Regions from separate parts of the Homo sapiens genome. Here region 1 is linked to region 2. Evidence: read pairs that join two places in POLR2A ChIA-PET (ENCODE). Cell type or tissue: B cell. All regions are shown on one strand. Each heading gives the region's core, and the rest is flanking DNA. Links, peaks and the distances in the headings are about the cores only. Region 1 overlaps GIGYF2 (GRB10 interacting GYF protein 2). Region 2 overlaps TRPM8 (transient receptor potential cation channel subfamily M member 8).

The links. ChIA-PET counts read pairs that join two places held together with the same protein. Peaks named below come from ENCODE experiments on the same cell type or tissue, not always from the same donor. Only the 100,000 strongest peaks of a DNase experiment are listed, where the experiment ranks them.
Region 1: POLR2A ChIA-PET joins it to region 2 with 7 read pairs; 2 of 35 experiments call an interaction of 5 or more read pairs at or near these places.

What each region holds. Positions count from the first base shown.
Region 1 is chr2:232,753,731-232,769,908 of GRCh38, reverse strand. It overlaps GIGYF2 (GRB10 interacting GYF protein 2), which reads right to left. Exons shown (of 29, transcript NM_001103146.3): 6 at 13,575-13,686; 7 at 9,318-9,429; 8 at 8,473-8,513. It overlaps KCNJ13 (potassium inwardly rectifying channel subfamily J member 13), which reads left to right. Exons shown (of 3, transcript NM_002242.4): 3 at 1,096-4,107. The coding sequence ends at 1,718. Among named protein-coding and RNA genes, the nearest start is that of KCNJ13, 15 kb to the left of the region's middle. In B cell, for the core only: CTCF peaks have their summits at 8,185 and 8,386 (motif pointing left); a DNase peak (open chromatin) is centred at 8,388.
Region 2 is chr2:234,015,137-234,031,314 of GRCh38, reverse strand. TRPM8 (transient receptor potential cation channel subfamily M member 8) reads right to left here. Exons shown (of 26, transcript NM_024080.5): 26 at 11,793-14,016. Among named protein-coding and RNA genes, the nearest start is that of SPP2, 27 kb to the left of the region's middle. In B cell, for the core only: no CTCF peak of the experiment used is centred there; a DNase peak (open chromatin) is centred at 5,644; H3K4me3 peaks cover 458 bases.

The sequences.
Region 1 (16,178 bases), core at 7,173-9,672, 1.3 Mb after region 2:
TACTTGAAAATCACAGTACTAAAACCACCACTAGACTGTTATTTAATGTATCAGTAAGGCACATATAGTACTATAATAACATTTCTTAAATGTTCAACTGAATTTCAATAATTTGGTTTCTTTTATATTTTACTTTTAAGCACTTAAAACATAATTCTGGTAAGTACTTACTTCTTAGACCTTACCAACAGCCCGCCAACAAAATCTGTGGCACAAAACTGATTAAGAAACTCTTATATATAGCTTAGGGCACAAGGAAGATAGACCTGAAAGGTGCACTGAAATTACCTGATAGTCAGTCCTCCCCTGCCCCACAAAAGGTTTCTGAGTTTCAAAGTTTAAAAATACGTTTCAAAGTTTAAAAATTCTTCAAAATATCACTTTTTTTTTTTTTTTTTTTTTTGAGATGGAGTCTTCCTCTGTTGCCCAGGCTGGAGTGCAGTGCTACAAACTTGGCTCACTGCAATCTCCTGCCTCAGCCTCCTGAGTAGCTGGGATTACAGGCATGTGCCACCAGACCCAGCTAATTTTTGTATTTTTAGTAGAGACGGGGTTTCATGATGTTGGCCAGGCTGGTCTCAAACTCCTGACCTCAAATGACCCGCCCGCCTCGGGCTCCCAAAGTGCCGGGATTACAGGCGTGAGACACCATGCCTGGCCAAAATATCACTCATTCTATTGGTCCCCTCCCCATCCCAAATCATTCTACTCTGAACCTAGTCTCTACTTCAACGTAATCTGGCTGTAGCCAAGTTGCATTTATTTTCTATTACTTTTTTTTAAGCACAGGCAGGAATATAGGAAATGACCAATTCTTTGACTTTGTAAGAAACTAGAGGATGAAGTTTTACATTTCTCTGTAACAAAATCATTTTGCTTATCTATTCTGAAATCATGGTTTTTAAACAGAAATGTACTTTGAAAAATGCTTCAGGCAAATAAGACTGACCAAATTAACAATGAGTTCAATTCCTGACTCACTGAAAGGCATGGCACCAAGAAATGTGTAAATATTTGATATACACTTGTCATTCAGAAAAAGTATTGATATTTAAAGTCTTCATTCTAAAAAAAAATCAATAATTTCTTATTTAGGTGCTTTTGTGGCGAAGATTGCCCGGCCAAAAAATCGAGCTTTTTCAATTCGCTTTACTGACACAGCAGTAGTAGCTCACATGGATGGCAAACCTAATCTTATCTTCCAAGTGGCCAACACCCGACCTAGCCCTCTAACCAGTGTCCGGGTCTCAGCTGTACTCTATCAGGAAAGAGAAAATGGCAAACTCTACCAGACCAGTGTGGATTTCCACCTTGATGGCATCAGTTCTGACGAATGTCCATTCTTCATCTTTCCACTAACGTACTATCACTCCATTACACCATCAAGTCCTCTGGCTACTCTGCTCCAGCATGAAAATCCTTCTCACTTTGAATTAGTTGTATTCCTTTCAGCAATGCAGGAGGGCACTGGAGAAATATGCCAAAGGAGGACATCCTACCTACCGTCTGAAATCATGTTACATCACTGTTTTGCATCTCTGTTGACCCGAGGTTCCAAAGGTGAATATCAAATCAAGATGGAGAATTTTGACAAGACTGTCCCTGAATTTCCAACTCCTCTGGTTTCTAAAAGCCCAAACAGGACTGACCTGGATATCCACATCAATGGACAAAGCATTGACAATTTTCAGATCTCTGAAACAGGACTGACAGAATAAGACTTATCCATTTTTTAATGTATTAAATACACCCAGCCAGTTATGCAGCTACTTTTTCTTTACTGTATCTCATGTTTTCTTTTTTCAATGCTAATTATAGCTCTCTACATCACGGTAATCATGCCTATGCCTACATAAGAATGGCTGAGCTAACAATACACATTCTGGAAACATAACACTCTACATTACAAAGTTTGTTACCTGCTGAAATCAATGTAACTCAACTTGACAGACACTTATACAGAAATGTTGCTGGTGAATTTATAAGAATGTGGTATGATACTAGTAATGAAGGCAAAATGGACAGTGAAGTTTAACACAACTGAACTCTAAGAAAATCAACCATTAATCTCTCATTTTCATCTGCAAATTGAAGCAACAGTTTAGTTTCAAACCTAGCTCCCTGGGTGGAATGACGACTTCACTATACTTAGTGAATATCCTTTAAGAGCTGGGATTTTTTTCAAGACAACAAAGATCATTCATTTGGTTCTTTATACTATGAAACTTGAGTAAGTATTACCTCCTTAATTTTTAACAACTAAGAACAAAAATTAACGAGAAAAACAACAAAGTACAGATTTATACATAAACCTAAAAGCATTTGAACATGACACCCGAACACATACATATATGTTCACTTATTTGTGGCAGAAGGTGATCAGATAAGCTCCAGCCCAAATGGAACCTGTGGGGTGGTATTTTGCATTGCAAGGAGACGCAAAATTTTATTTTAAAACTGTCCTCCATAATAATCAAACGGTGATTCATCTAAATGACTTCTAGCAACCTAAGTAAAAACATTCCCCTCCTATGTATGATTCATTTGATCATATAAAACATCATGATGGCTCTAATTCATAAATACAAAAATATATTTAAGTCTTTATAGATATAAAGCTTTACTTAGATATAACTTGAGTGAGTAGGGAAAAAAATCTACAGTAGATAAAGCAAAAGATAATTAGGCAACAAAGCATTTTCAAACTCAAATTCCTGTTTCCAACTTCAAATAGTTTTTTCTATAAACACAAAATCAGTGTTTATTCACCAGTAGGAGGTTGGACTAGATGAACTCTATTATTTCTTTCTAAATCTAATAGTCTATAAAAATTATGTTTCCTCTGTTTTTTATTTTATCTATGCTAAAATGAGCCCTTTCCCTTATGTCCAGTTTAAGATGATCATTTGCATGATTTTCATTTCAATAAAAAAAAGAGAAACTGTCCTTAAAACAAAACAAAAACCAAAAAAGTCACCCTATCAGGTTTCAAACAGATTTGTGGCTGTTCTTTTCTGAAATTTCCCTTATTCAGGTTTCTGTGGGAAAAATGAAAGATTAACCTTCCCCACTGGTGATGACCTAGGCAGGAATCATCTCTTGAAATAAATACTAGCTGAGTAAAGGCAAGCAGGTGTGAAGAGCAGGGCTCAGCAGCAAGTCACATTTTTCTACTATTTGACCAAAAGGAAAAGAAAATAAAGAAGAACTCTGGAGTGGTCTAAGACTGATAATAGCAGAAGAATATCAAGAACACAGAAACTTAATTATTGTGAACTTTTGCTGTTTGAAAATCTTAGACATTCATTCTTAAGTAGAAATCAGACCAACAGATTTTCCCAACCCAAGACTATTGTAACACATAAAGACAGCAAGAATTCTTATTTCTATAATAAATTAACAAGATTCACCTAACCTTTGAAAATAAAGTAGTATTGAAGACTTACATGGTATGTTTTTTCCTAAAGGCACTACATCACTTACACAGTTCACCCTCTCGCTTGTTAAGTGAAGCTGCCCAAGGTGACATAAGTGAATGAGTAAAACCTGAGATCTAAGGTTCCATTTAAGTCAGATGAGTTTCATATTATACTTACTGTTTATAATAAATTTGGCATTTGAAAACTAAATATGACTTCCCCTACACATGCCAAAAAAAACTATTGGTAAACTACTGTTATTTAATAAACACTTTATAAATCTATAAGAAACGTGATCCAAAACTTTTTTGCAGGAGATAGAAAGTTTCTGGGAGGACTGTTCATTGTTTCTTTCACTTATTTCAAATCACAGTTTCTAGGTTAAGGATTAGGTTTTCTATAGAAAGACCATTATCCTCTGAGGAAAAGGAAGTAACAATGGAAAAAGGGCGGAAATTACTGGGAGGGAGGAATGGCTGCTCTGCCTTTCTGGATGTGCAGCTCACTAACCTGGATCATCTGGGAGCTTGGTCATGAAGTCTTGCACACATGATCAGGAAGACTACTTCGGAACTAACTTTAAACGTTCCTTTGGAAACTGATAAAGATAGCATGACAGTTTCAACAAACTGGAGGCATGTCGTTACCTAAAAATCTCAGGGGCCTAGTTTTACATATGTACAAGCCCATACTACCAAGTACCAGAAGAGTCTATAACCAAAAATTGCTATGTCTATTAACAAGTACTTCATACCAAAATACACTAATTTGTATTGCACTGGGCTGAGTGAACCGGTATCATATGGATTATTTTTTAATAATCCTTTCATTTCACCCTTACAGAATCATACCATAAGATGGGCACCAGAACTGATCTCCCCCTGTGCACAATCAATTCCTACTGAGTAGGAATTCTAATTCTAGTATCAAAGACATTTTTCCACCTTCACATTCTCCTATGGTTGTTCACAGGGGTTATGCAAGCTTCTTACATCTTACAAGACATCTTACATCTAAAGATGTCTGTAATTCTACCCATTTCTCTTTTCATGAGAAGCAAATACATGGTAAGCATCATTCCTAATTTTAAAAAGAATAGATCATCCTGGAATCTTCAGTACTTGAACTGTCTTAATGTGATGTCGTAGGATATCTCACAATATACTCATATTGACCTCATACTGATCAATGTATCAGTGTGCCTGAACAAACTAGTTTAGTATTGCTACTCTTGGAGAGTGTAAGATATAATTATGAACAATGTTTTTTAAAGACCTACATTATCGTCAACAAAAGTGGATTACTTCCAAAAAGTAAAAGCTCAGAATCTTTAGCAGTTAACCTGAAGTGAGCATCTTTTCAAAAAGCATTCAATCAAAGTGACTATGACATATTAGAATATGTATGTATGTGGAAATTACCATGATATTTTAGTATACTAGCAGTTATATAATAGTAGATACTAACTAGAAGTTAGTATCCTTAATATTCTGAGATACTTCATGTTAGTTTAGTTTTATGGAACCTGCCTTTTCAAAGATATACCAATGGGATGTAAATAAAAGAACCTTTACCTTTAATAGAGGGTGGCTAAGAAAATTACCCTCATTGGATTAATATAGTTAAAATATGAAAACCACAAATAACAACGACTAAACTTGACTATTCCAAACCACCAAAGTGTGAATATGTGTGAACAGTTAAAACCAGGCTATTGTTCTATCAACTCACTACTTTCCCAAGGCAACCCAAGCCATTTTCAGACAATTCTAATAATTAGATCTTTTAAGATTGTGTCCAATACCTGCCCCCTTGAACCTTCCAACAGTTAGCCCTTTTCTGCCCTTTAGAAACATACAGATCAAGTCTAAGTCCTCACCTCACATGATCATGATTAGTAGGCAGGTATTGATAGAGAGTGACCCTATAAGCCCTCCTCCCCACTCTGCCCTGTCCACAATCTTGTCTCCTATCTAAACAGCTCCATTTCCTTCACACAGTTCCCATCGCAAGGCTTCAAATGCCCCAGCCCTCCTACTCAAATGTGTGGACCCTTTCAAGGGGTGGTCCCAGAAGTGAACACAATGCTTAGGCTTGCCTGTGACAACATAAAAGACAATGGGCCTATCACCTGACTCACTGAGGACACTTTAGTAAATACTGCCCATGGCTGAGAGGACATCAGCACACCGCTGATGAACATGAAGCCCAGAGTCACTGAGAGGGTTGTATCCTTTCCACAGAAGGCTGCTTTTACATGCAGCCACTCCTTAAATTCTGTAATTTCCTTATGTAAGACTTTTCATTTCTGCTGTTAAAATGCCCCATTTGATTAGATTTGGTCTCGATTCACCTTGATTCTGATCCCATGTCCTAACTGTTCCACTCCATAGATATCCCTCACAATATTGAATGATTTGAAAATCTGATCAGCATACCAACAATATCCTCTAAAGAAATATTTTGCACCTAGCACATAAGTGAGAATTTAATATTTGTTGAATGAATAAATGAGTTCATATGCTCTTATTTACAGTAATCCCGCCTTATCCACAGTTTTGCTTTACAGTTTAACTATGGTCAATCATGATCAAAAAATATTACAGTACTTTGAGAAAGAGACAGAGACCACATTCACATAACTTTTTTTTTTTTTTTGCAGACAGAGTCTTGCTCTGCCAGCCAGGCTGGAGTGCAGTGGCACAATCTCAGCGCACTGCAGCCTCCACCTCCCGGGTTCAAGCGATTCCCCTGCCTCAGTCTCCCTCAGTAGCTGGAAGTACAGGTGCTCACCCACCACGCCTGGCTAATTTTTTTTTGTATTTTTAGTAGAGTCAGGGTTTCACCATGTTGGCCAAGCTGGTCTCCAACTCCTGACCTCACGTGATCTGCCAACCTCAGCCTCCCAAAGTTCTAGGATTACAGGTGCGAGCCACTGTGCCCAGCCTCACATAATTTTTATTACAGTATATTGTTATAATTGTTCTATTTTATTATTAGTTATTACTGTTAATATCTTACTGTGCCTAATTTATAAATTAAACTTTATCATAGATATATATGTATAGAAAAACACAGTATTTATGGGATTCAGTACTATCTGTGGTTTCAGGCATCCACTGGGGGTCTTGAAATGTATCTCCCACAAATAAAGGGGGAGAACTACTATAATCCTAAAAATTCTGTAAGGCATTATCACTCATTTTATTATGAGACTAATGAGATCTGAGAGCTTAGAATAACCATGATCTTCTGATTGCAAATCCTGTACTCTTTAAACTACTGTTCATCCCCTCTACATATTCATGGCAAAAGTACTGAATCAGACAAGGATGGGAGCAGAGGTCTTGACAAGCCCCCCATGATTATGTTAATCCAACAGTCTACAATATGGCTAAAGCTAACAATAAACTATCTACCTAGTCTGTTCCCAATTTCCTCATGCTACACACCTTTAATTTTTTTTTTGACAGGGTCTCACTCTGTCACCTGGGCTAGAGAGTGCAATGGTGTGATCACGGCTCACTGCAGCCTCGACTTCTTGGGCTCAAGCTATCCTCCCATCACATGATGGCCTCCCAAGTAGCTGGGACTACAGGCACATACCATCATGCAGGTCTAATTTTTGTACTTTTTTGTAGAGACATGGTTTCACCATGTCTCCCAGGCTGTCCTGCCTTGGCCTCCCAAAGCACTGGGATTATAGGCATGAGCTACCACACCTGGCCTTAACGGTTTTCATTAATATAAATATAACTACGTATTCCCAATGCCACATTCATAAATGAGAAATTTTAATTATTGATATCTTTAAGTTTTTAACAGAAACAGTGATACAAAGCTGACTGTTAAAATTACTTAGTTTTTAAAACAATCTGCAAGTCAGTCTGTGAATGGTATTTACATATTTAACATTTGTTTATAAGAAATATTTACCACTGCCCGGTACAGTGGCTCATGCCTGTAATTCCAGCATTTTGGGAGGCTGAGGCGGGTGGATCACGAGGTCAGGAGTTCAAGATCAGCCTGGCCAACATAGTGAAACCCCATCTCAACTAAAAATACAAAAATTAGCCAGGTGTGGTGGCACGCACCTGTAGTCCCAACTACTCGGGAGACTGAGGCAGGAGATTCACTTGAACCCGGGAGGCATAGGTTGCAGTGAGCCGAGACCACACCATTGCACTCCAGCCTGGGTGACAGAGTCTCCAGCCTCTGAGACTCTGTCTCAAAAAAAAACAAAAAAAAAAACAAAAAAAAAAAGACATGATTAACACTATCAGTTATAATCATGCTCTGGAGAACTTTTTTAGCACTTGTAGGACTTGGAACTTGTAATAATTTTCATAGTACCAATTCATGGTACCATGAATTGGCATTATTTTCTCCTCAGATGTTAATACCTACTGGTAGTTTGTAAGGTAGTACCTTTAATCAGCTAGGAAGCTCATCTTAACAGTATAAATTCTTTAAATATAAATTATGTATTTAAATACAAATTTAAATACAAATTATGATTAATTCATCATAAACAATGGAATCCTGTTCCTTTATTATGTTCCTCTTCAGTGGCTACCTTAACTGCAATTTATCTGAGTTATTTTTTTTTTTGTTCTCATCACAAAACAAGAAAAAAAAAAAAGGACTATACAGCAAAAAGGCCAAATGAATAAATTAGTAAATTAAGAACATTCATAGTTTTGGCCTTTGTTCTCTGATACAAAAGCAAAGATTTTAGCATTTGCCCTATTTCTTCTCATCTGTGAGATGCTATCTACACTAGAAAAAGAGTTAGTAGATTGGTTCCTAACTTGAGTCTTCAGTTCACAAATTGGCCTTAATAAAGAATATATGCCTTGCAGAGAACACACAGACCAAGTCAAGTAAATCCTAATGGCTGTATTCATCATCTCTGGTTTCATGCAGTAGAGACTTCAAATAACCGTGGAAGTTTAAATGCAGGAAATGCTGCAGCCCCATCTACTGGAGAGGTGCAGGTAACTGAGTCAATTTTTAATAAATTTATCCTTATGTGTGTAGGTAAGAACCTTACCTACATCTTTTCGTCCTGGTTTTTCAAAACGTCTGTCACCCCTGGAAAAGAAAAAATAAGTTTCAAACAAAGTCTCACAGTGATATAGATTTCCTATCTGTGACACTCACTTTCCCATTTTTCTAAAAGCATTTCTTCTTCAAATTACAAAACAAATAAATACATAGTTATTGCCTAATATTTCGAAAATATAGAAAAGCACAAAGATAAAAAGAAAAATATCCATCCCCTCACCTACCAAAAGCTGTTTCTATTGACCCAAAATATTATTTTTTAAATTAGATACATAGTATACAGTTTTATATACTGCTCTTAGAATGTGTTTTCCCACATCATTAAATATTTTCAAAAACACCTCTAATGCTCATATTAATATCCTACTTTGTGGATATACAATTATATAAGGCCAACATCAATCTGTTTGGCTTATTTCAAATTATTTTGTATTATAAATATCATCATAGTGAACATTCTTGTACAGATATCTTTGTGCAATTGCCCCCACTCATCTTGACAGACTTCATATAAAGCCACAAACAATATAGAGAGAAGATACTTTTACTAATACCAACAAACAATAACATGACAATTTGGTATTTGCTATCAAATACCAAATCAAATTAACTATGCTGGCACTCATATATTAACCTATCTATCTAGAATCCGTCTTCCTTTAAATAAGAATCATTTAAAAATTTCTAATGTACAACTTGATGTTCAATACTTAAGAGCATTTTTTAAAATGAAACCCTTTAACTGTACAAAAACATTTCTCCCCGCAGAAAGCAAAAAATATAAGTTTTATATGCCAAGAAATTTTTATGCCAATATGTGGATCCAGTTACCTTTCCTCCCAGCTCTGCGATCTATGCATTTCTCTGCCACCTCCTCGACCAAAAACACCCTCTACTTCATCAAAACTTCTTTGGTAGAAACCACATTCACCTCTGCCTCTGCCTGAAAATAAGAAAACAGAAAAAAATGATAGTCAGATGTCAACATGTGGCACACATTCACCACCATAAATTAATATCTAAAGTTCTATCTCTATACAAGGCAGGACATCTACATTTAAATACTGAACGAGGCCTGATGATCTTGACTTATGAGACCAACAATGGCATTGAAGTAGCTGGACCACAAGAGGCTGAAAGAAACAAGTTAAAAAAACTAACATAATATAATGCAATAGACCCAGTCCTGAACAAGAAAGTATCAACTTTAAGTTCTTTAACGAACAGTTGAATAGTGAAATTCTAAGAAGTTCAATAAAACACTACCGTAGATTAAATATTTTATTGTTTTATTTTCATAAAAATGGAAGAAATCTTGGTTTAGAGAGTTTAAGAAGACAGGGGCTAAAGTTAAAAAGTCAAGCATAAAAGTTAAAATAATTTATCTAATCCCAGAGAAAGGATAACTTAATAGCATCAATTCTAAAACCATCAAACCTCATGAATGCCATACAGGGTATATTACAGAGTAACCAAAGGTACAGTTTACTCTACACCCAAATCTTGAAGTTAAAAAGAAATGTATCAGGACTAAACTTGAACCAACAAAGCTGGTAGAGTGTCTGGGCATAGGGATTGAGAGGCTCTCTCTGGTGGTTCAAGCATAAACTGGCCTTTACTGAAGGCAATTTGGTTAGATCTATTGACATTTGATTCAACAATTCTACTTAGGATTTATCCTAATAGAAATAGTTGTACAAAAATGCAAATATATATGAAGATGTTCACTGTAATTAAAAAAAAAAACTAGAAATCTAATCAATAAAGGATTAGCTACATAAATTCTGATAAAATACAGTAGAACACTATGATGCCACAGCAGATTAAGCACGGACATTATTCTGTTCAATAACAAGAACATACTGAAGAATGATGCATATAAAAATTATTCCATTTATATAAATGATATAGCTGCACCGTTAGGGTCAAGAAGGCTATATATCCAATTGTTAGGTCTGGAGGCAGAAGACCGTATGCACTTTTAGCTTCATACTTTATGTACAGTTTTCCCAACAAACATTTGTATTCAATACACAGGTGAGAAAATGAGAGGAGGGGAGGAGGGGTGGGGGTCCAAGGATGTATTTGTAACTAGGTGAAATCTTAGCCATCGTCCCTAGCTCAATTTTTCTCACAGTGCACAATGACCCAAAGAAAAATGATGGATCTTGATGAATGCATCCCAAAGCTAAATATAATTGAGCTAATTACTTCAAATATCCATGCAGTATTTCTATTTCTTGTTTGTAATTTATCAAGAATTAACTCAGAATACACTTGTACTTTTATATGACTATATTATGAAGTATCAAAATAATGCACCAAATTATTTTGTGGGTAATCTTAGAAACAATGGATACCCTCTTGACGAGTGCAAGTATCCACTTCTTCATTTGTCAAACGGAAGTGAGAAGCACGGTGGAACTATAATAAAGTTACCCTTCCACTTGTGTCAACTTCACTTAAAGTCAACTCACAGTTTAAGTACTTCTCCCCTTCAGGAAATGTATACACTGTATTTAAGATCCTAAAATAATGTAATATAAATTGTCATATAACGCATGTCCTCTACAAGGAAGATTTTAGGATGGGGGCAAAAGTCTCCTCATCTTTTAGAGAAAGCCATTTGCTCAGGAAGGCCCTTACACTTGTATCACCTTGAAGAAAATGTTTTATTCCAGAAACATATAAATATAAAAAATAGCCTCCAGCTTACCAGAAAGACAAGCAAAACACATATAAAATATTTTCTCAGTTATAACTAGCACTGACACCGGTCCTGCTAATGATACTAAAACTTTAGGGTGGGACATACTACAACGATCAGGTTCTAAAGCTTTCCAACTTGGAAAAATTTTAATCTTCTATAAAGTGGTTCCCATACATGAATAAGGAAGTAAATATAACATGATGAACCTATCGTAAGGCTCAATTAAAGAACTGTTCTACTAAGAATTCACCCTATTCTTTTTGGGAATTAAAACATACTTCCTTTTAATAATGATGAAGACAATAGTTGAGAGCTCTGTCAATCTGCTTTATTTTTAAACAACCTAACCAAATAAAATGACAGTTTCATGTTGTTCTTACCACCTATTTAGTTTATTTAAATTTTACTAGTACATGATATTTAGCAGCCTGGAAATCAGTCAATTTCCACATCAAAGTTTCCTAAAGTTGCAAACAGCCAAGATAATCATCTAGTGTTAGCTCTGCCTATACAAAGAAAAGCCACAATAATCATTATTTAACCAGCAAGTTAAAATTAAGTAATGAGTGGAAAACACAAAACCACAGATTATAATTACAACCTTCTTTCAGAAAATGAGCTACTGAGATCATTAAGAAGAATCACGGGTGGTTGAGATAATGTTAAAAGTACTTTTCACACCAAGTCAGTTCAGTCACTTGACTAGTTTCGTGCCATTCTTCAACATTAATATGTAAATAAAGTCATGACTTCTTACATATGTCACATCTATCTTTTTTACATAGCCTGATTAAATTCTGAATGTAAGCTTTCTATCATATGTGATAACCCTTCATTTCAAAGAAACCAAAAAGCAAGGAGAAATTCAATCATAAACCAAAAAGCAAGGAGAAATTCAATCATTCACTTGTTTCTAGATTAAGTAATGGCGGGGGGCGGGGGGTGCTGTTCAGAGATTGGTTGGTATTTGCAGCACACAAAAGTCGGTGTTATTCACACTTCTTCACCAAGAAGATCTCTCCCTGGCTTGCCCTGAAAAGCACTGGAGGCAAAGCTGCCCAAGTACAACCTCTCCTTGCTACCAACCCACAGCAGAAAAACACAGGAAATGCCCAAGCAGCAGGCCAGAGCCATAAGTGGTCAGTCCCAACTCGAAACCACCACCATGCCACCAAGATGCATGGATCTCAAATTCTGGACCAATGGAACCTAACTCGGTGTATGAATCTGAACTGCCTGTGGAGCTTTTGAAGCACACACATGCCTAGATCCCACCACCCAAAATTTTGTTGCACAGGTATTTCCTTTAAGTTTTACAGATTAGTCTAACATCTCCTCAGGTTAAAAAAAAAAATATTCTCTAAAGATGGACAAATAAAGCCAGAGGGAAAAACACAACTATGTAATAGTACCTAGCAAAACAAGTGGAGACTTTTAATCAGACACTTCACACCTGGATTCCCACATTCTGAGTGGACTACTAAAAGAAATCTCTTCCCAGGAATGCACAATTGAATGCATTTTCTAGAGAGACTGTAGATAAATTACTCTATTTATAAAGAATTTAAATACTCTATACTCATGATCATGCCAATCTTGGTGGTACAATATGCAGAGACAATGGTCTCACTCATTGCAGACATCCAATTCTTCCATTTCTAAAGCATCTCTTACAGAAAATCACAAGGTGTATTTAGACCACTGTTATGATTTAGTCAACGTAAGAGCTACATGATTAAGCAAATATTCATATTACAAATATTTAAGAATGTCGTCATATAGGAGAAAATCAGCAAACCCAAAATAGGGGGCAGATATCAAAGAAACAAGTAATATCAAAATAAGAACTATTTTTCCAAGACAAAAATATGTAAAACTATAGGTTAAATAAATGAATGTGGCAGAATTATCTTTTTTTCTACCCCTAAATGTCCTAGTCCTGATGAGGCAGTTTTTGTTAAAGCCCCTCTCTGGCTGGAGAAGCTCTTGGCACACGCCCCTCACACAGAAACTGTCACAGAGGACTGCAGGTACTTCAGTGCTGCTTCCATAGTTAAGACACTTCAGGAGTCGTTGGCTCCCAGAGTGTAAGGCTCTCCAGGGATGAGGAACATGGATCTGTTGGAGTGAATTGGGACTGTCTAGACTCCCTCATGTTCAAATCTGTACAGCTAGAATTATACTCTTCTGCTCCAAATCAGGGATTATAGAGGAGATACCTCTAAAAAATGGTTCTGAATATAAATATTCAGGACATTTAGTATGCAGTTAATGTCAAAGAACAGTTTTTATTAAATCAGGCATTAAAATATTTTAAAAGTAAGTTCTCTATCCTCCTCCTCCTCCTCCATTATTACTTTTTTCATATGAAAGCTCACCTCGCCCTCTTGAAGAACTTCGACCTCTAGGAGCCCCCACCACTGTTCCTCCTCCTCCTCGTCCTGTCAATCGCAGGACAGCAGCACTATTTACAGACATGGAAAAGTTTCTCTGCCAAAAAAAAAAAAAAAAAAAAGAGAAAAAGGAAAAAAAGAAAGAAAAAAATGGATGAAACAGATAAAACTACATGTTGCTTCTCCCCACATTCCTACTGCATCTATAAAAAGGCATCTAATTACTACTAGCAATGGAAAACCATAACTGCACAACATACGAAATGATCCAAAACTTGATTTTACCTGATAATTGCAAATTAACATTTCAGATCAACAAAATTGACAACCAATGTCTTACACTATGCTAGGTTTGGTGAGGAAATAAGCAAACAAACTAAACACTCTATATATACACAAGTAGATAGGGAAAATACATAACAGAATAAATACAGAAAATTTTACAAAAGAGATCTGGTTTGAAAGGGTCCTGTAAGCCTTTAACTGGTGAAAAGTGGAAATGAAAGGGAGTTACCAAAAGGTCTGATGCGAGAGTAGGACATTCTGCACATCAATGTGAATTAGCAACTCCAAGTAGTATTCAACAGAATGACAGGAATCATAAGTGAATGGGAAAGGGCCAAGGATCTAAACAAGAGCAACCATCTAAATAACACATTAATGGGAAGACGAAGGGAATACTTAATAAGTTAAAGTAAAACCCAATCACTCAGTTATTAACCTGCATTTGCACCACAGCCAATCTGGAACAGGGTCAAGTAAAAAGAGATAGTGGAGTGCACCTTTGGTATGTCTGTAGCCAAGGGTTCTCCTGGCAGAGAGAAAACCTTAGGCTTAAGAGTCAAGGTAAAAGGCCAGGCGTGGTGGTTCATGCCTGTAATCCCAGCACTTTGGGAGGCCGAGGCAGGTGGACATGAGGTCAGGAGTTCGAGACTAGCCTGGCCAAGATGGTGAAACCCTGTCTCTACTGAAAATACAAAAATTAGCCGGGCGCGGTGGCAGGCACCTGTAATCCCAGCTACTTGGGAGGCTGAGGCAGGCGAATTGCTTGAGCCCAGGAGGCAGAGGCTGCAGTGAGCCGAGATCATGCCACTGCACTCTAGCCTGGGCGACAGAGCAAGACTCCGTCTCAAAAAAACAGAAAGAAAGAAGTAAGGTAAAAAAGAATCCTGCAATTCAACTAATATTTTAGTCCAAACTGGTTTCCACTAACTTTCTATTTTGATTCAAAATCCACTGAAATATGATGTCTATACCACCTTCTTTTGAAGAAGTCAACATCTAATCGTTAAAAAACTTCTACTTTCATTATTAAATGTGTTGTAATAAATAGGTCATTTTCTCCTAGCTAGTTTTTTCAGAATTTTATTCACAACAATTTGTTTGATAAGTTTTAGGAACTTTATCAGTGTAAATAAGATTTTTTTTTTTTTACTTTATAGGTATATAATCATATAATCAAGTAACATCAAAACTAAAGACTTAAGATATATTTGACAACTAAAAATAAAAGACACCAAACTCAAAAATTATATTTCTATTTCAAACTATAATAAAATGTACTTAATAAAAAAGAAAACTGATTGAAACATATATATTAACTTACCTTTTAGCACAGAGTAAGCAGTGGGGTACTAAATAATGTCTCTGGGTATTACTATAATTAAACAACAGTATGAGGTCCCAAAATACAGATTAATATATTCTAATATTGAAATAATTGTGGTCAGAGCTAACTGCATTATTATGCTAGGATCCCATGCAGTTGAACACCTGTCAACCAAACTATCACATATATAAAACTCAAATGCACCCATTTGTATGTGTGGGGACACACTCATATATTTTCACAAACTCTCATACATTGCTGATGAAAGTATAAACTAGTATAATCTCTATAGAAGGCAATTTCTAAAAATTATTTAAATGCCCATCCCCTTTGACACAACAATTCTACTTCTTACCCATGTAAAAAATTAACATAAACAGAAAGATCATTAACTGCAGTACTGCTCATAAAAGCAAAAATATGGAAGCCATCTATGTATTAGCCAATCCTAATTTAAAAATCATGGTCCTCTACATGTAAAATTCTGTACTGCTGATTAAAAAAAAAATGAAACAACTCTATTTCTTTTTTTTTTTTCTTTTTTTTGAGACGGGGTCTTGCTCTGTCATCCAGGCTGGAGTGCAGTGGCACGATCTCAGCTCACTGCAACCTCCGCCTTCCAGGTTCAAGCGATTCTCCTGGCTCAGCCTCCTGAGTAGCTGGGACTACAGGCGCATGCCACCATGCCTGGCTAATTTTTTCTATTTTTAGTAGAAATGGGGTTTCACAGTGTTGGCCAGGATGGTCTCAATCTCCTGACTTTGTGATCTGCCCGCCTCGGCCTCCCAAAGTGCTGGGATTACAGGTGTGAGCCACTGTGCCGGGCCACAAATCTATTTCTTAGGCAGAATCATGTGATAACAAAAACTGCAATGTCCTATGGTCAACCTAATATATAGAGACATGGAGCATACTTGTAATTAGGAACACGGAGAGGCCAAACTCCCTGGGACTGAATTCTGGCCTCTATACTCAACTTC
Region 2 (16,178 bases), core at 4,528-7,027:
CAGCAGGAGAAACCAAATGTGACTCCCTTTTTGCAGACAGGAATATGGTGCCCAGATTGCAGGGTTAGTGGTGGAGGCAGGTGCCTGAGCTCTCTGCTGGGTTGTTACACTACCTTCTACTAGGCCACTTGCCATGGCCACAGGGGTGATAAGACTCTCCCTTAGGGACACCACTATAGGTTTGGAGGGATTGGGAGCCAAGGCAAAGCCTAAGTAGGGAGAAGAGGGAAAAGCTTCAACAAGCATTGCAAGGGACTTTCTCTTGCTTTTGACTACAACTCCCTACCTCACCTTCTCCATGGCCAAGTTATTTTGCCCAACCAGACTCAGCTCAGACTCCACCTCCCTTGCACAGTTTAATCCCATGCTCTCTGTCTCCGCTCTAATCCCATGGGTCCTACAGCAGCTCCCTGGGATTTCCTCTATTATCATGCCTTTCACACTGTGTTAATATCTTGAGTTTGTCTTTCTCTCTCACTAGACTGTGGGTTTTTTGAAGGCAGCAGTTAAGTCATTTATTGCAAATAATTCAATAAATGATTGTTGAATGAATAAATAAATGCATAAAGGAATGACTGCGTTCAGAAGAGGAAACTGGAGCTTTGTGACCTGCCCAATTTCACATAACTAGTTATGCCTGTACATATGTAAAAGTTATGTCTCCTAATTTCTGATTCAGGGCTTTTTCTACTATACTTCGCTAAACTCTGGATGTTTTTCCTCTTTAAGAGTCCCCTATAAAGATCAGCTAACACCCTGGGAGAAATTAATGTAACCATTTGAAAGGAAATAGACCATAGATTAAGAACATAGGAGGACATATTAATATTTCTAAATTTTCTGCAATAAACCAGTACTAATAAAAAAAAGAACATAGGAGGAAAAAAATGACAAAATTAGGAGAAAAAGGGAACATTAAAAAGTGAATAAGTAAGAGAGATGGTCAATAAAACCTTTGCTTATTTCGGATTATCATGTAGGGGTGATCTCAGGAATGTAGTTTGTCAATGCATAAGGAAAAACAGGGACTTATACTCAAGACATTCACATGTTTTATTTCTGCACATCTCGATACTAAAGTCTAAGAAATATACAGAATGAATAAAATATAATTAATTAATGTCAAAAACTGTGAAGGGTCTGAGATTTCACCAAACACGCAACTAGCATGAGTGCTAAAAGAAGACACAAGATTATTTGTTAGAGATGAAAGACAGTTTATTACTTACAGCAGGTGCCAGGGTTTCAATATTTTTTGCATTGGTTACTTGAGCTACAATTCCCACAAAGCAACACGAAAATAGCCATATTATACCTGCATATGCAGTCAATTATATTTCCAGCAGAACACTGATCTGAGAGAAATGGAATCACTTATTATGGGCAGGAAGCACACCTGCCCTTTTCTTTAGAGGAAGACATTATCTTTATTATATTGGGAAGCTAGCATGTCTGTCCTCTGTTCTGAAGGGGGACTTCATCTGTATCTTCCAAGGCTGTTCATTACTCAAAATGCTTGAATAGACAGATAGTCAGAAACAAAAGTAGTCAGTATCTCTATTCATAACATGTGCACAAACATAAGAAACCAATGGATAGTTACCCCCCAATAATGAGCTGATTTCTTTGCTGATTCACCTATTAAATAATACTTAGTCATTATGTGTCATGCACTGAGCTGAATGTGGGGGATACAATAGTGAGCGAACCTCGATATGATTCCTGGCTTCAGAGAGTTTACACTTCAGTGGAGAAGATTAAATATTAATCAAATAATCTCATAAATGCACACAAAGTGGCAACAGTGATGAGGAATCTCAAAAGAGGTCAATGGCACTCAGGAGGGGCTCCGTAGGAAGTGTTGCAAAAGTACATCACAGGAGTATTTGAGGTAGGGAGTCAAGAAAGGCTTTCCTGAAAAAGTGGATCTTGAGACCTGAAAGGCAAATCAGAATTAATGAGGCGAAGAAGAGAGGCCAGAGGTTCCAAGGCAGATGGAATAGAGCAAGAAAAGGGCCTGCAGTAGGAAGGAGAATGTCATTCCTGAGTGAGGGCATCATACAGTTTGCTCAGTGTGGTCATATTTTATGCCTGTTGTCCAAGACTAACTATTAACAGCATCTCTTTCCCTCTCCATAGTGTCCTTGAGAAATTGAGATAGAGATCAGAGAGGGAGAATATGTATCAGATAAGGCTAGAAAGGTAAGTAGGACTAGAGATTTTTTTTTTTTTTTGAGACAGAGTCTCACTCTGTCACCCAGGCTGGAGTGCAATGGCATGATCTCGGCTCACTGCAAGCTCTGCCTCCCGAGTTCGAGAGATTCTCCTACCTCAGCCTCCTAAGTAGCTGGGACTACAGGCACCCGCCACCATGCCTGGCTAATTTTTTTTTTTTTTTGTATTTTTAGTAGAGACGGGGTTTTACTGTGTTGGCTAGGATGGTCTCGATTTCCTGACCTCGTGATCCGCCTGCCTCAGCCTCCCAAAATGCTGGGATTACAGGCGTGAGCCACCGCGCCCAGCCAGACCAGAGCATTTTGAGCCTTATAGCCCCCAGTAACAATCTTGTTCGTTAATCCAAGAGCAAGCGGAAGCTATGTAAGGGTTTTAAATACTGCATGATCAGAGTTTCATTTTGAAGAGATCACTTTGGTCTAGAGTTGGAGAAGAGTTAGAGGAGGGCAGGAATAAGTAGGTGCACAAGGAAGTGTCGAAGTCTATTACTGTGCTTCAGGCAAAGATAACAGTCCAAGTCTAAGCTGGACAAAGATGCAGCGGTAGGGAAGGAAAGAAGTGTTTAGATTGCAGAGATGTTTAGAGGATACAATCAACAGGATATGAAAAGAAAAGTAAGAGGGTGCCAAAAATGACTCCAAGATTTCTGCCTGGTGGAAACATTAAAGAGTGGCAGGGCATGGTGGCTCACGCCTGTAATCCCAGGAGTTCAAAACCAGCCTGGCCAACATGGCGAAACCCTGAATCTACCAAAAATACAAAAGTTAGCTTGGCCGCAGTGGTGCACACCTGTAATCTCAGCTACTTTGGAGGCTAAGGCAAGAGAATCGCTTGAGCCTGGGAGGAGGAGGTTGCAGTGAGCCTAGATCGCACCACTGCATTCTGGTCTGGGTGACAGAGTGAGACCCTATCTCAAAAAAAAAAAATTAAAAAATTAAAAACCATTAAAGAGTGTATATCAAGATGTCAGTTGGATAAGCAGAGAGGGGCTCAGATAGGAAACCTGGGCTGGAATTATAAATCTAGGAATCAACAGAATCTAGACCATAACTGAAGCAATGGGTGTGAATGAGCTGACCCCGGGTGGTCCAGGAGAGAGCCTAAGACAGAGAAGGAAGGAAGGCCAAGATTCAGTGGTCAGAGTAGGATGAATTGCAGTCAGAGGGGACTAAGAAGTAGCAGTCAATGGTATGAAGAAAACCTGCAGACTGTGGTTTCCAGAAAATCAACAGAAGAAAGAGTTCAGGAAGAAGGAAGTTGTCAACAATGTCAAATCTGCTGGGCAATGAGGTAATGGGAAAACTGAAAAATGTCATTGGGTATAAAGACATTGAGATCACTGGCCAGCTTAGAAGGAGGAGCTTCATGGGGGAATGAAGGCTGTAGTGGACTGGAGAAGGCTAAGCAGAGAAAGAGAGGGAAAGCAATGGAGACAATGAGTATAGGGACATTTCTGAAAACTCAGACTACGAAAGAAAGGAGACAGAAAGGGCAATGGGAAGAGGGAGGGCATAGGCTTTATATAGTGAAAATGGGAAAGGCTTGAGCAAATTGAAATACTTCTGATGGAAGTTTCCAGTTGAGAGAGGAAGAGGTTAAGGGAAGGCGAGAGGAGGGGTAATCACTGCTACAAGGTTCCTGACAAGAATGGAGGGGATGGCATCCAAAGCACAGGAGGAGACAGCTGACCTTAGAGAAAACAAAAGAACACTCCTCCACTGCAGTAGAAAAGAACCCTAACGTTCTGGTCCAGGTGGATGAAGGTCTGTAACTTGGAAGAGAGAGATTGAGAGAATTGCTATTGGAATGGAAAAGTAGAAAGTCAGACTATTTGCCAAGACTACAGAAGGAGATTGGGGAACAAGAGGAACCAAAGCCTTTGAGGATAATGGAGGTCTGAAATGGCCATGACAGAGAGTAGGGAGTGGGTAGAAGGAGAGCTTCAGACAGAGCACACGCTTACACGCACACACACGCACACAAGCGAGGCAGGGCCCAAAATCCTGCTACTCCTCCTCTCCACACTCGGTAAATTCTCTCGAATGCAGCCGGGCGGGCCCCCTTCTTCCTTTCCACTTGCCTCCCTGGAACCTTCCTGTTTCCTCATTTTTCTACCACCAGGTTCATTCCCACAACCAAAGACTGCCTGGTGAACCAAGCAGGAAACTCCACCCTTCCGAAGGCTGTGAGAGGAGAGGGAAGGTGTGAACACTCATCATTTAACACCTGTCCTTTCTGCCCTGCCACATTTACAGAAATCACGTAAAAGCAACCAAAATGGTCAAGAAGGTTTGTTGTTGTTTGTTTTGACCAAAGCCATGTGCTCTCCTTCCATTTATTCTAGCAGTGACAAAATGTCAGTATTTCAAAGCAGGGAGAGCCTGCATAATTATTTGGTTCAAATCATTCCTTTTTCTAATGAGGGAACTGAAGCCCAGGGAAGCTTCATGATCCGTCTCATCAGTGGGGTTTTCACATTCTTTGAGAATGTGAAATACTGGAGAATTAATCTGAGCAAATCATATGAAGAGGTGAGCCGTGGTGCTCAATGAAAATGAACTTATCTTCCCTCTCTGAACTCAAAAGTGCTTCCATTCAAGTCAAATGCTCTTCAAGTCTGAAAATGAAAGCCTCCTGCCTTTTAATGGGGAGAGAAATTGTGTCACTTAATTGTGGAAGGATCAGAAGAGGAAACCTCATAACAAAGGAACCTAAATCCAGGATTCTGGAGCTCTCAGCAGTGGAAGGAAAATGATTCTCCTGACCTGGAAATGACCCTCCCTTGGAATGAGAGTATTGTGGTTGCCTGACACTCCGAAGGATAGCAGTGCTCAAAGTCCTGGGGCTTTGATGGGTTTTGAAGGGGCTGGAGGGTGGGGGAGCTGGGGAGTAGGAGGGGGCTGTGGAGGGAGAAGGATGGGAGGTTCTGCAGGGGACAGAGCTATTGCTTGGTGTTGGTGTCCTCAGGCTGTCCCTGGGGAGGGGGCTGCTAGGGAATGGACTGTGGAGAAACCTGCAGGGGGCCAGGAACTCAAGTCTTGTCAGTTCTGGGTCACTGAAGGCACATGGCTTAGAATAAAGCATCCATAAATCGCCTTATGCATCGGAAAGAAACTGACAGCGGGGCTTGAAAGGACATCCATTTCTGGAATAATCCGAGAGTGTTGCAGCTTCAGCAGAGCAGATTCAATGGGGAGGAGGGGATTTTCATTTTGCGGTGGTTTTGCCCCCATTGGGAGGTCTATCCAGAGGACGTGAGAGGTGAAGCTGAAGGCAAAAACTCTCGCCATCAACCCAGAGGGCAGTTTCTCTTGAATTCTTCACTCATCTCTGAAAAAAAGGAACCAAACATCATAGCCATTTGCCAGTGCAGAAATGAAAGCAAGAGACGCGGTGGAGGGGGGGGTGGGGGGCGGGTGGTGCGAAGGAGGAAGCTCAAAGGTAGGGTGAAAGGCATGTGAAACAGGGACAGAAACCCCGCACTATTTACAGTCAAGTGATTGGGAGTTACCATAGTCATAATAGAGACAGCATGCATTTGGAAGCATTATCTGTCCCTTTGTACTTACTTAAAAGCGATAAGGCAAAACACGCACATGGAATTTCAGTTATAGCCACACAAAATTACTGCAAATGCTATTTTCCCATCTCATAACTTAAAAGGAAAAAAAAAGTGCTGCTAAAGCTCTTCATTTGGAGACCTGCAGCTTTGTTGTTGGGTTTTGTTTTTTTTGGGGGGGGGGGCATGTGTGTGTGTGTGTGTGTGGAAAAAAAGCACTATACTGGGTGGAAAATCCACTTTGGGGTTGAGGGTGGCAGATGCACTTTAATACCCACACCCTATGCAGGGGTCTCCTGTGTCCCTGTAGGAAGCCTCCCTGGGGTCTTTACCCCACAGGTGCAGCTCCCTGAAGGCAATTGGCTTGTTTTCATTTTTCTCAGGCAAAATCATTCCTGACATGTGAAGGCAAATTTCACAGGATAACTGTGAAACATTTTGCCCAAAACACAGATTTTAAAAGTTGGTAAGTGACATGTAGCTACAAGAGCTAACATTTTATGAGTACGGACTGCATGCCAGGCAAGGGTCCCAACATATTTCAGAGGCGGGATTTGAGCCCAGGCGAGCCAGTTCAAACCTGTGCTCTCCACCACTAGCCCATATGTGTTCCATTTGCTTCAAACACTCCTCCGTGATAAGTGCTATTTATCCCTTAGCTGGGTCCTGGGGAGAGGTAACAGCGTGCTGGTAGCCCTCACAGCCCTCACTCGCTCGCTCTCGGTGTCTCCTCGGCCTCGGCGCCCATTCTGGCCGTGCTTGAGGAGCCCTTCAGCCTGCCGCTGCACTGTGGGAGCCCTTCTCTGGGCTGGCCGAGGCCGGAGCCGGCTCCCTTGGCTTGCGGGGAGGTGTGGAGGGAGAGGCACGGGCAGGAACCGGGGCTGCGCACAGCGCTTGCGGGCCAACTAGAGTTCCGGGTGGGCGTGGGCTTGGTGGGCCCTGCACTCGGAGCGGCCAGCCGGCCCTGCGGCCCAGGCAGTGAGGAGCTTAGCACCCAGGCCAGCAGCTGCAGAGGGTGCACTGGGTCCCCCAGCAGTGCTGGTCCACCAGCCCGCGCGCTTGATTTGTCGCTGGGCCTTAGCTGCCTCCGCACCAGGCAGGGCTCGAGACCTGCAGCCCGCCTTGCCTGAGTCTGCCCCCTCGCCCGCCGTGGGCTCCTGCCCGGCCTGAGTCTCCCCGATGAGTGCCGCCCCCTTCACTCCACGGCGCCAAATCCCATCCACCGCCCAAGGGCTGAGGAGTGCAGGCGAACGGCGCAGGACTGGCAGGCAGCTCCACCTGTGGCCCTGGTGTGAGATCCACTGGGTGGAGCCAGCTGGGATCCTGAGTCTAGTGGGACTTGGAGAATCTTTATGTTTAGCTAAGGGATTGTAAATACACCAATCAGCACTCTATATCTAGCTCAAGGTTTGTAAACACACCAATCAGCACTCTTTATCTAGCTGAAGGTTTGTAAACAACACACCAATCAGCACCCTGTGTCTAGCTCAGGGTTTGTGGATGCACCAATCAGCACTCTATCTAGTTAATCTGGTGGGGACTTGGAGAATCTTTATGTCTAGCTAAAGGATTGTGAATGCACCAATTGGCACTCTGTATCTAGCTCAAGGTTTGTAAATGCACCAATCAGCACTCTGTGTCTAGCCAGGGTTTGTAAATACACCAATGGACACTCTGTATCTAGCTAATCTAGTGGGGAGGTGGAGAACTTTTGTGTCTAGCTCAGGGATTGTAAATGCACCAATCAGCACCCTGTCAAAACGGACCAATCAGCTCTCTGTGAAACAGACCAATCGGCTCTCTGTAAAGTGGACCAATCAGCAGGATGTGGGTGGGGCCAGATAAGGAAATAAAAGCAGGCTGCCCCGGTCAGCAGGGACGATCCGCTTAGTTGCCTTCCATGCTGTAGAGGCTTTGTTTTTTCACTCTTTGCAGTAAATCTTGCTGCTGCTCACTTTTTGGGTCCACACTGCCTTTATGTGCTGTTAACACTCACTGCGAAGGTTTGCAGCTTCACTCCTGAAGCTAGCGAGACCACGAACCCACCGGGAGAGACGAACAACTCCAGACTCGCCACCTTAAGAGCTATAACACTCACCGCAAAAGTCTGTAACTTCACCGCTGAGCCAGCGAGACCATGAACCCACCAGAGGGAAGAAACTCCAAGCACATCTAAACATCAGAAGCAACAAACTCTGGGCATGCTGCCTTTAAGAACAGTAACACTCACTGCGAGGGTTTGTGGCTTCATTCTTGAAGTCAGTGAGACCAAGAACCCACCAATTCTGGACACACTGGGATGCCTTCCTGCCTTTTCTCCCATAGCGAGGTTGTGACCCCCTCCTACCTGCTCCCCTAAAGTCCTTGCACTCAAGCCCCCATCACAGTTCATGGCTCATGCCTGCAACTAGCTTGGACCTGGCTTTCCATGTGGATTGTAATTCCATGAGAATAGGTTTAGGTTATAGCTAAGCACATTATGGCACACAGTTTATGTGTCTAAATGCATACGTGTGTGAACTGGTACAAATGTCCAGGGCTTTGTCCCACAAGAGCTCCTAATCAGGGGAGTTGGGGAGACAGAGCTGTGATGGTTAACTTCATGTGTCAACTTGACTGGGTCATGGGGTGCCCAGATATGTCGTTAAGCTTTATTTCTGGGTGTGTCTGTGGAGGTGTTTCAGAATGAGATTAGCATTTGGATTGGTGGACTCAATAAAGCAGATTTCCCTCCCCAGTGTGGATGGGTATCACTCAATCCATGGAGGACCTGAATGGAACAAAAGGGTTGAGGAAGGCTGAATTCTCTATTTCTGCCTGACTTTGAGCTGAGACATTGTTCTTCTGCCTTTGGACTGGGACTTGCGCCATCAATGCTTGTGGTTCTCAGGCCTTTGGACTCAGACTGGAATTACACACTACCAGCTTTCCTGGGTCTCCAGCTTGCAGATGACAGACTGTGGGATTTCACAGCCTCCATCATCATGTGAGCCAGTTCCTCATAATAAATGTATTGTTTCTGTTTATCTGGAGTCCCCTATACAATGACCAGCAAGGGCTGAAGTCAAGTTTGTAAATAGGGGTCTGTCCTCACATGGGGCAGGACTTGTGACCTCTGCCTGGGATTGCAAGGAAAGGGTGCAAAGGTGCTTAATTACAAATAATATTTCAACTAGGCAAGAGAGAAGAAGGAACATGAATAAAGAAATTATACAGCACTTTGGAGAATGGTGAAGAAGAGCTCAGTTCAACCACATAAATATCCCATCCAACTCCTGCAACAGACCAGGCACTGTCTGGGTGTAACGAGTTAAACAAACCAGTAAAAGTCTCTTCCCTCAAGAACTTCCCAGTCCAGTGAAGGGAGGAGACACATAAACAGATCATGATGGGAGTTGATCATCACAGCTGCCTGACCATGAATTGACTACAGGGGTGTCAAGGCACTTAGCCACTAAGTAGGGTCCAGCCAGGGCCTGTGACTAAGAGAAGTCCTTGTCCAGCACCAGGTGACCTACAGGTTCTATTTTCTACACGTGCCATGAGTGGAAGAGCCAGGAAGCCCTCATAGGACAAAGCTACCAGAGGTTGCTCTGGGAGCAGAGGATCAAGGCAGGCTTGCAGGAAGAGGTGATTCTCAAGTTGGGCCCTGACGGTAAAATAAGAGTTTGCCAAAGAGACAGGTGGAAGAGACATTAGCCAGAGAGAACAGCTGAAAATGGTGGTGATGGGGACAGCTAACATTCACTGAGCAGTTATAAAGGGCCAGCCCTGGATCTAGGGACTTCTCAACTTATCTCATGGAATCCTCTCAGTCCTCTGAGGAAGAAGGGTCATTTTACAGATGCATAAACCAAGGCACAGAAAACTCATATAACCTTTTCAAAGTCGCAGAGCTTTCGAACAATGATGCAGTTCTGAGTTATAGCACTATGCTGCCTCCTTTTAGGAAACCCCTAGAGGAATAAAACAAAGGATAGGGGAAAGCCATGGGGAAGAGTGGCCAACACAAGTGGTTTGGTTTTCCCCTGGCAAAGAGTGCTGGGCAGTAGGTGGTGGGAAGTGTCAAAGGGGAACATGCCACTCAGCTCAGGACAGGAGGGCCACACTGGCAGTTGGCATGAAGTCTGTGCCCAGACGGCTGTCTTCGAAGTTTGGGATCTAGGCAGGGAGGACTCTAGGATGCATCTGCAGAGGTAAGGGCCAGGCCGCTGCTGTCCATGAGCCCCATATTAGAAGTTAGGCAGGAGTTAGTACATAGGGAATCTCTGAAGACTTGTGAGCAGGGAATGGTTGGCTCCATCTTGCATTTCAGAAAGATACCCCCAGAGCAGTGTTGAGAATCAATGGGAGAGGTGAGAACTTGGATGGAAGGATCTTGCTGCAATCTAGCATGATGGGGGGCTGTGGGGGGCTCGCAGGCATGCCATGCTCCATGTTCTAGAAGGTCACGGGTGTTCTGATGATACAAGTGCTTTAATTTGTGTATTTATTTTCTGAAGATTTGTACCATCCCAGGGAAAGGGTCCTCAAAACACACTCCCCCTAACACATTCCTCTAGCCTGCCCCTTTTTGCTGTTCTTAGTCTCCCTGAATCCTCCTCAATATTTTCCCAGCAACTTCAAATGCATCCCACTTGACTAATGCACCGCCGTTAGTGACCACGTGCAGCCACCTGTGTCTTGCCCTCTACCTTGAGGAGTTTCTTGGGGCAGTTCTGCTCTACAAATACAAGACTGGTCTCCTTGGGAGGAATTCAGGAGAAGCCAATGTTCTCTGTCTTATTTCACAAGCAAAGATGAGTGTCCCCAGGCACTTCCCTCATCCTCTACCCCACACAGGAGAATCTCCTTATTCTGTATGTGGATCTGCAGAATAAAGATACACACGCACTTGGAATTCTGCCTTGTAGTGTTAATTTCATTGCTTAAATTAACCTCAACTATTCAAACAGATTGTAAAATGATGGAAGGCGCAGGCTACCAATCCCTTTCACTTATTTTGAACCATTCTTATAGCCAAAGAAGTGCCCAAAGTCAACATTTAGTAACAACATGTTACATGTTACACATATAAAAGAAGAAGGGAAATTTCTTCTTGTCAGATAAGATTTTTGTAGGGAACAAACTGATTTTAAAAATTTGATGCTATAAATGTGTATGTGTAGTACCCTAAGCCCCAACTGATTCCACTAAATTAATTGTGGTTCAGAGATGCCTGTTTGGGTCTGATAAACAAATGAGGTAGGCCAGCTACTGTCACTTTTCCCATAAAGATTTCTATCTTCAGGGGAATAAAGGCTCACCTGCTCATACCTGAGTTCGGGTTGGGAAGGTCAGTGGGATGTGTGCTCCCCGTATCCAGCACCAGCTCAACCCTGACTTTCAAGCCTTTTATTTTGAGACTGAGGCTGCGCCAGCAACTGTATCCATGACAACAACACACTTCAGTCCCCAGGTGGACCAAGCAGCAGCAGCATGGGAAAAGAGACATTTCCCAGATTCTTCCTGGAATGAATGTGTGTTTGGAGCAGGAGGGCCCAGGAACACTCTGGAGACAATGCCTACAACAAGGGAATCATGTCCTTTGCTGGGCCCGAAGCTCCATTGTCAAGTGGTTTGTGGACAATCAACATTCGTGTTGACCCCAACATAGAGCAGGAGCACCTGTTTGTGAGCCCACATGAGGCCTCAAAAAAGCCCCATGACACATTGGGGTGGCTCTGAGTCAATGAATCTGGAGTCCCCGGGGCTACAGATGGATGCCTGACTTGGGGGAAACCAAAAAGTGGGCCACAGAATTCAGATCTGGCCATGTTGACAAGAACCAGAACCAGAGGGGGGAATTCATTTGCTTGCATTTAATCAGAATGCTCTAGTCATCTGCTTAGAGAAGTCAGTTCATGTAACTCTGGGAACCAAATCCCTATAGAAGTGAATCTGACCGAATTAAGGAATTTTATTTTGTCACTCTCAATAAAATGACAAAAGCAACACATGACAATTCCTCCATTATTTATTTCATGAACACACTCATTAAACCAAGCTGCAGGATTCTCAGTTGTGCAAAAGTACACAGGACACATTTAGTACCATACACAAGGACATAGCACCTTTGATTAGAAGTATGTTCAATACATTATTGTGAACTACACTAAAAATAATGATTTTTCATAAGCAAAATTCTCAGAGTAACCTGCAAAAACATCCACCAGATGAACTGGGTTGAAAACATTTAACAGTTCCCTCTCTAATGCAAGTTGCTTCTCAGTATTGGGCAAGTTTTCTGTCTTGGTGTTTAAGTAAAAAGGCATCTTTTATTTGTGTTAATTCCTTGCAAACATAGTGAATGTTGTGAGTAGTTATTTTCACTACTGCCCAGACAAAAGGAAAATAAACTTTTTTAGTTAATGCTTTTGTAGTTTTTCAAATTAGATCTTTTAGTAGCTTCCTTCTAAAATTTCCTCCTTCAGCCAGTGAGTTTATAGTGTATTCAAAGCTGAGAAACTAATTATGGGCATTTCAATTGCCTTGTGCACATCCTGCTCAAATACGACCACTTCCAGAGAAAGCTGGGACTACAGGTGTTCAGTAAGATAATCTCTCCAATTCTATACCATTCCCTTCACCATCCATAATATTTATTTATTTATTTATTTATTTATTTATTTATTTTCAGTCGGAGTCTCACTCTGTCACCCCGGCTGGAGTGCAGTGGTGCAATCTTGGTTCACTGCAACCTCCGCCTCCCAGGTTCCAGCAATTCTTGTACCTCAGCCTTCTGAGTAGCTGGGATTACAGGAGTGCACCACCACACCCAGCTAATTTTTTTATTTTTAGTAGAGATGTGGTTTTGCCATGTTGGCCAGGCTGGTCTCGAACTCCTGACCTCAAGTGATCTGCCCACCATCCATAATATTTAAATAAGCATATTGACTTCTTCTTAAACTAAGGGTTAAATATAATATTTTATTTTAATAGTTCAGGTTCATGTATCTCATATCTTATGCTCAAGTTAATAATTCCTATTTGCTATACATTTATGAAAAAGCCTTATAAATGGTTTTAATAATAAATAGATATTTTAATATTTAATAATAAATAGATATTTATTGGAATCTAACCTTGGAAAATTTTCCCAAATACAGCAATAGGATTCATGCACAAAGATGCTCATCCCAATGATCAACTGGAGATAGCCTTCAATGAGCAAAATTATGGTAATCGCTAGAGGTTGCCTATTATGCAATTATTGATATAATGTTTAAGAAGGCTATGAATATAATAAAAACATATTTGATAAAATACTAAGTGAAAAAGCTTACATAAAAAGTATATATGTAGTATGATAACATTCTGTAAAATTTTGAAAGAGAATTGAGACATACATAGAAAAAAAATAGACTTGAAAAACCATCCAGAAATTGTTAGCAGTGATTACCTTAAGGTAATGGGGACAATTTATGTTCTTTCTACATCTCTGTATGGTCTAAATTTTCTATAATAGCCAGCTATTATTTTTAATGGAAAAATAATAAGAGGAGTATCCAATAAGAACAAAGTCAGTAGTGCCTTTCAAGGTTGCATTTTGGGCGACTTTTCACATATTTAGGAATGGGGGTGGTTCCTTCAATAGGAGCCTGGTGAGTCCAAGAGAGCAAGAGACTGCCTTGTCACCTCCTCTGACAGGTAAGAAGCATCCTGAGAAATGAAAACACTTTTCCTGAAGAGAGCGGGGTCCTCTTGCTGCAGCATGTTTTAGAATCTGGCCTAATTTGAGAGACTTTTAACAATATGCCAACTAATTAGTCACATAATACAAAAAAGGGAAAAGTAGAGAATCAATTGGAAATGAACAAAATAACAATACAGGAGTAAAGCATGACCAGGTTCTTATTCATAGGATAGATGTTCTCCTATATATGTGTTCATCAAAAATAAGATTAAAGGAAAAAGGAGGCGGTAAGAACACACTTAAACTATCAACCTCCAGTCCCAGGCATTGAGACACAGAGAGAAACAGGCACCATTCTGGAGAAACACATAAAGGAAATATTCTTCCTTTATATCCGTCTTCAAGTATGAAACCAATCACACACTTTATTCTCAAGGTCTCAGCACACTAGGGTGATTTAAAATCATCCACCATGTACCCAGGGGTCTGAAAATCTCTCATTTAGTAGTCGATAGCAAAATTGTTCATCAGCATTCCTTAATATGATCTGTAAAAACAAAGAAAGAACACTGTGTTAAGAATAGATTTCCCACTTCCATTCTCAGGCAGGATATGGTTTGCTTCAAAATATACTGGGAATATACTGGGAATAGATCCAAATATACCACCAAAGTTGAGAGATTTTTTTTTTTATAGAAGCAGCTCTGAGAATGTTTTTTTCTCTTAAAGATGTGTATTCTGACCAGTTTATCGGTGTGAGCTGCGTGACTAAGGTTGAATGATCAAGGCTCAACTCATTCAAACTCATTCAATCTAGGTTAAAACCCAGAATGTTTCTGAGCATTTTATTTGCTCAGTGGTTTCTGCATAAATTTTTAAAAACTGAATTAAAACTGAAATAACATAAAAATGTGGGTTTTTGATGAGTCCCCCAAGGAACAGCCTAGATTCTTTTAATGAACTAGAACGTAAGTGCAGCAAATGCAAGAATCAACGGACTATTATGCAGGAAATGAACAACTTCCAGGGACCTTCCTTAAAGTAAGGTCTATTCCCATAGTCTTCAGGGAGGGTGCCCACTGCTGAAGTATAAAAATAGGAGAAAACAAATGGCTTGCTCTCACCCTGGATTCTTACTTCCTTTCAACTTTGGTGTAAGAGAAGGAAAAAAAATAGACAATTATCTGTTTATTTCATCCCAAGTTCCGGGATCAAAGGTTGATTCAAGGATGGAGATGGGGGAATTGGTACAGGCTTGCCCCCAGGGTCAGCTCCTCGCCTAGGTCAAACGGTTTCCAGTTCACTCCCACAAGAGACTGACACTGTCTTCCCTGGCCACTACCCCAGGGAAGGATTACCCTCACCCCTCTAGAGAAAGAAGCCTAAGGAGACACTGGCAGAGCATACCTAGCTGATTGCCTATAAAGTTATATTTTCAGTGATGTTCTTAAGGATATGACAAACACAACATTCAAAAAAATGATCTTATATCTAGAAGTAAAAAGCATACAAAAAGTTGGACATGCCAAATTTGTTGTCTCTGAGGCCACCAGTGGTTCTGAATTTTGGGGACACCTGTTTTCTCATGGGCTCTTTTGCTCCTCTTTTTTTTTCTGTGTAGATGCAAATGTCTACACCCACACACACACACAAAATAAGTGATGTCCTTCTCTTAGTTCCTTTTCATTCATCAGTTACTTAATTCTCAATATGTTAATAAAAGTTTAAGGTTAAAGAAAGGGCGAGTTGATAGGAAATCAGTCTGTCTGCCCGTTTTACTCACAGTCAGCACATTTGAGAAAGAATGAGAGATGAGAAGACTGGATATTTAGGAGGGGGATGTGCGTGTCTGAATCTGACTCTCTTCTGATTATTACAACTCTTTAATCACCTTTAGATTTGTATCATTTTAGTTGTTCTATCTGTTGCTGATTTTGTTTCTATATTTCAGCAGATAAACTAAACAAGATGGCATGTGTTTCAAAACCCAAATTGTAATTTATTATAAGGTTTAATAGTGTTTTCATTAAATACGATTATGAAAAAGTTGAAATAAGTTCTCCCTTAATATGCAAGGCTTATTTTCTTGAGCACGTCAGAAGGCTGTACCTCCCTTTCAGATTACATCAAATGTGCATCAGTCTTGCTCTAACAAAGCCCTCCATAATACAGTGCTTTTTAATATGAGCTATAACTGTCAGAACCCAAGGAAAAGAACTCTGAGACCAGAAAGATTGAAAGGAACCTAATGCAACATGATTTCCCCTATAGCACAATCACCCCATGAATAGGAATTTCTGCAGCTTAAGTACTTAATGCATAGACAGTGGTCAGTGTATGAGGTCAGTGCCAGGGCCAGCACAGTTCTGAGCACTGAGCAGGTACTCAATAAATACTCATGGAAGGAAGGGAAGAGAGGAAGGAGAAAGAAGAGAATTCTTAATTATGTTTCCATTCCTTGCAATTTGCTTTCTCAAAAAAAAAAAAAATTCTAATCCAGTGGAATGCCCATTGCTGTTTTTTTCCTAACTCGACGTGTCCATAAAACATTCCTAACATTTGGTTTCAAGATTTGGACAGGTAATGAGAAAACATAATAAAAGCAAACAGTAAGACCATGGAGCAAAGCCTTGGGTTAAATTTTGTCAGTTAATTGAATTGCATTTTTATTGTGCAAAAGAGCTATTGTTAAAAACCTTGAATGCCTCA